2 separate regions of the Homo sapiens genome follow, and region 1 is linked to region 2. A link is a loop called in an ENCODE intact Hi-C map of the cell type or tissue named here. Cell type or tissue: ascending aorta. All regions are shown on one strand.

Region 1 (2,500 bases), 290 kb before region 2:
AACATATAACAGTCATTTTTACAATAGGAAAAGTGACTTACTTGTATAGTTATCAGCTTTTACTGCAAAAGAATTAATGTCCATAACCACTTAACATTGTTTCTAAGAAGGTCCCGTCCTTATTGTATACTTAAGTTGTAACGTTCAATGATGCAGAATCCGTGTCTTGAATTAGGAAAACTTGGCACTTTACTAGTTTAATTTTACATGTTTTAATCCATATGAGGCATAAGAATGAAACAAAATGGTGGCGGGAGATCTTTTGCTCTTCTCCTTTCTATTAAATCTTTGGCTTTTCTTTATCTTCCCCCTCCCTCCCTTCTTCTCTAATCCCCTTGTTCATTTCTTACATAGACAATGACATAAAAAGGAGATGGTGAATAAAATAAAGGGTTAGACTTTGATCAGCAAATGCGCCGACGGAAGTCTGTTCCATTTACTAGCTCAAATTCCTCAGATGAAGGATTTGATCTTTATAGTAAAAAATATTCCACCGTGATACTCTTCAAGTGTGAGTCTCACAGCACCAATTCGCCACCAACTCAACCTGCTTGACAACTGCTCTGCATTCTTCTAACTCCAGAGAGCCTTACAAGTATGGAGAAAAGTATATGCTAACCTAGTACATTATAAAGGTCTGAGATATTGCAATCATTATTATCTCTAAAATAATTCTCTCTAAATAAAACAAAAAATAATCTAATTAAGTAGAAAAAAGCACTATCTCTGTATCAGCAATAAGCAATAAATTGTTATCAGCAATAAATGAAAAATCTAAATATTTTAAACAAGTAAATGAATAGTCTTAAGTGTGACGGCTTAGCTACAGAACAGAGAAAAGGCTCGCGATAGTTTAAAATAATAGTGATACAATTTTAATAAGGTGGCATTTTTTATTACAAACATTTAAGCGCTCTTTCTGATCTCTCATATTATACTCAGCAGTTAAGCAGCTTTTTTGTGGAGCTTTTCTAACCACCTCATTTAACATTAGATATAACTTTTAGTTTAATTAAAGCATTCTTCTTTTTCAGTAATAGTCAATTGTTTTCAGTTCACCCATTAGGTATAATTGTTTTCTTTGATCCATTCAAAACCTGGCTATTTTTCATGGTTAATTAAATCAACACTTGACCACAGCATTTAATGCTTAACTCAGTTTTATTTCTATTCTTGAGTACTTGGGCTTCTTCACATACTACGTCTTGAAAAGATTGCTCACATTAAGTTACATACCACCTACAACTTGTCCCTGTAAGTAGAGGCAAAGTGTGTATTTCAGGAATTCCAGCAGAGGGCAGTCAAGCAAGAATAATCATTTTTGCAAGAGGAGAAATTGATGATGATGTTTTCTGATATTTTTTCAAATCAAATTAACATCAGAGTATGTGTGTGTGAGTGTATATGTGTGTTGGGGGCTGGGGGTGGGTGGAACAAATCTATCCTTGGCGAGCCAACTCATTTCTCACTTAACCTCTCTCTCAGCTGAATAAGAGCCACTGTGTGCACAAGATAAGAGACAAGATATTTGCAAAACACTCCTAGTATTAAAACCAAAGCCATAAATTCTGTTACGACAACTGACATTTTCATCACTCTCTACTTTGGCTTCTTTTACATTATATGGATTTTAAGAATAAGTTCACATCATTGAAGAAAGTAATCAAACTTTTGAAGAATAATACTTCTTGCCAGGAAATTATTGAAATAAATACATTTTAACTACAAAGCAATGCAATAAACAAAAGTAAGTTGGCTTCAGTTTTCACAAGAAAAAAAAACAGAAGATATATTTTCTACCCCTATTTAGGAGATGACAGGTGGAGCTTCCAATCCACAGAATGCTCATTTCTAACATGACTAACAACTCCTATATGCCACTTCTGGCCAATGAGCTCTCAATTACTTGCCATCTGTTTCTTTTCAAAGAGGCCTTCCATGAGCCAACAACCAGAAGCATTGCACTAGGGATCACCTGGCCAGAGATATGGAAGTTCCATTCCTTTAACTCTTATACCGTGCCATATGCTGGTAAATATTAAATGGCCAGCTTTTCAGGAGGAAAAAGCACTAAATCATAGCTTTTGCCAATTTCTGTAGTGTAAATACTCATGCCATAGTAGATTTCAACTTACCAATATGAAGTCACTGAACATGGAGCTGGAAAGAGCTGCATGGTAGCACACCATTAGGTCATGTTCCCAACCTACAGATAGAGTGGACATAGTCACAAAAGTAAAGATAATGGCAAAAATGTAGTAAAATAATTAGGAAACAGTAAGTTTCAAATACGTATTACTTTTGTTTTTTAAGGTAATTTATGTATTATAAGTCAATATACTTTATTTTTTGATAATGGCTATGTTTAACAATTGGCTCACAAAACCACTGCAAATTTAACAGTCATTTCTTGGGAACTGTACGAACTGACTCAAGTACACCACAGATACACCAGACCTTCTGGTACTTAATCTTAAGAGAAGTAGTACAACAAAACACA
Region 2 (2,500 bases):
GGCCAATTTTTTATTGTGTGTGTGTTGTGGGGGTGGCTGTGCTGTGCATTGTAGGAGGTTTAGCAGGATCCCTGGCTTCTACCCACGAGATGCAAATAGCATCCTCCCCCAGATGTGACAACCAAAAATGTCTCTAGACGGTACCATATGTCCCACAGAGGACAACAGCCCCCCAGGGAGAACTCTTGCAGTAGAGTGGATACTTCTGAAAGAGGCACACATTGGAATGGCTTCAGATTTCTCACATTTTTTTTTCTAAAAAAAACAAAACACAAAGCACTTTTCTTTCTTTCTTGCCTTGAAGTCTCTCAATCTAATAATAGTTTTATGGACAACTCATGAAAACTTTGGCCCAACAGACTGTATCTGTAATAGGTGTGCTAGAGCCCCATCCTCGTCACTGCACGCAGGCGGGTGGTAATTAAGACATGGATTTCGAAGCCAAACTCTAAATGTTCATCACTCACCTATTAAAATTGCCAGAGTTGCTATGTTAATTATCTCCCCGTATCCTTGATTTAGCATAATACGGCCTGCAGCCTGTGACAGAAATTAAAGGAAAGACCAGTGACCTCTTTTGTGATTGTGCTAATAACTACATGATAATAAATTAGTTTTCAATTTTCAGAAGACTTTACATAGCAAAAAAAATAAAAAAATGGAACAAGTGTATGATACACAAACTTGATAAAAGATGGCTGATCAGCACCAACTTTGAGTCTTCTTCTTTAAATTAGTTTCCAACCAATGTAAACAGCACATCTGAAATCAAACTGCAGTATTATTTTTCTGGCTCAGTACATTACATTGCATTAAAGATAATAATAATGAGAAGATTATGTCAGTCTGCATTTTACGTTGGATATTTTAGCAATCAAATCCTATTTATATAACTTTTTCAGGGGTAGAGAAAACTTTGACATACACACTGTACACACGCCATGCATACACACACCACACACAAAAGATTTTTCCAGTAAGACATATTGACTTGAAGAATTCCTACTAATATCAGAATAAAAACATGAGAAGTAAAATGACTCATCCAATAGCAAAGACGCGCCATGACTTCTTGGCATGTTTTGTGCCTTCCTTACATCTGCTCCTGCCTCTAACAGCTTTCTTCCCTTGGCTGGCAAAACCCAAATAAGAATGTACAGGAAGCATGGCCCCACTCTGATGTACAATAATATTTAGCTAATTAGAAGAGTCCTCCAGCTCATTATGCTAGGCAGTAGGAAGGAAGAAACTACATGAAAGCATGACACTTGCTAAGCCCTAGGATGGTGTCAAAGCTGAACTGGCATCACTTTCTCCCATTTCTTTATAGACTTGGTCGGATTGCAATATTATTCCTTGAAAATCAGTTTTGACTTTGAGAGAGAAGGATCCCTTGAACACTGCACCATCTTCTGGCCAAACGCTTAACTACAAGTGCTTAATTAAAGTGTAAAGTCCCAGATTTCTGAGAATGACTGCCAAATTAGTACGTACTTGGTATATTTCATTATTCCTATTTTAAGACAGCACAATAGACAGAAACACAGGGCATTTTCCTTCTGATTAAATGACAAGGCACTGGAACTCTGTTTTAATACAGCTTTGTGCTTCATTCACAGTCTCAAATAATTTTTTATCCCACAGATATTTGTGGAAAGCCATGTATAGATCTGGCACTTAGAACTGGACCCACAGAAGGGTAAGACATGGTTCCAGCCCTCTGAGAGCTTACAACCTAGTCATATAATCATGAAATGTAAAGTGGATGTATTCTGAATAGCCCAGACAAGAAGTGCAATAGGAATTAGGAGGTGAGATCTGAGGACTGACCTTGTAGGAAAAGATTTACTGTAGACAGTGGCCCTTAAATTATGATGAAGAATGATGATGCTGATGCTAATGATACTTAAGATATGCCAGGCACTGTGCTAAGCCCTTTACAAATATTGCCTTCATTAAACAGCTGAATTTTGCTGATGGGTAACCCAGCAAGGGAGTGTAAAAGGTTAAGACTCAAGCTCCAGTTACCTGGACACCATAACTCATGCTCTGAACCACTCTCCTGTACTGTCTCCTGTGATAAGGATTTGATTCACAGAAAGGAGTTTCTGGGGGAAGGAAACAAAGTCAGCAAAGATGGAGACAGGGATATGCAGTGGCAGCTCTAGAATTTCTCTGTAGGAGGGACTTCAGATGAAAATCTGTTTGCGGGGGAAGGGCTGCTCAAAGATGTAATTCTTTGCAGCTATGTTTGCAGAGGAGGCACACGGATCCTACCTAAAAGAAGAGAAGCTGATGGGGATCTCAAGAAGGGCTAGCCTCCCAGAACACCTAGGGCTGCTGCCACTGGGAATATGTGCTGCATCTTCAAGCAAGAGCAAGGAATCCAATGGGGTTGGAGAGCTAAGCGGTTCAGAAGGCATCACAGGAAATGGGATTTGAAAAGCAGGCTGGAAAAAGACCAAAATATTCACAAAGTTGCAGGTGGGTCTAAAGATAT

Evidence for each region. Hi-C counts contacts between places; a loop is a spot of excess contacts. Peaks named below come from ENCODE experiments on the same cell type or tissue, not always from the same donor. Only the 100,000 strongest peaks of a DNase experiment are listed, where the experiment ranks them.
Region 1: a loop joins it to region 2, with 14 times the contacts of the local background. A loop is called at or near these places in 51 of 110 quality-filtered maps.

The regions. Positions count from the first base shown.
Region 1 is chr3:70,357,960-70,360,459 of GRCh38, reverse strand. It overlaps a transcript of SAMMSON not described here. Among named protein-coding and RNA genes, the nearest start is that of MDFIC2, 47 kb to the right of the region's middle. In ascending aorta, a CTCF peak has its summit at 1,292 (motif pointing right); no DNase peak of the experiment used is centred here.
Region 2 is chr3:70,063,286-70,065,785 of GRCh38, reverse strand. SAMMSON (survival associated mitochondrial melanoma specific oncogenic non-coding RNA) reads right to left here. Exons shown (of 5, transcript NR_190186.1): 4 at 468-540. Among named protein-coding and RNA genes, the nearest start is that of SAMMSON, 65 kb to the right of the region's middle. In ascending aorta, a CTCF peak has its summit at 1,412 (motif pointing left); a DNase peak (open chromatin) is centred at 1,385; H3K27ac peaks cover 2,344 bases.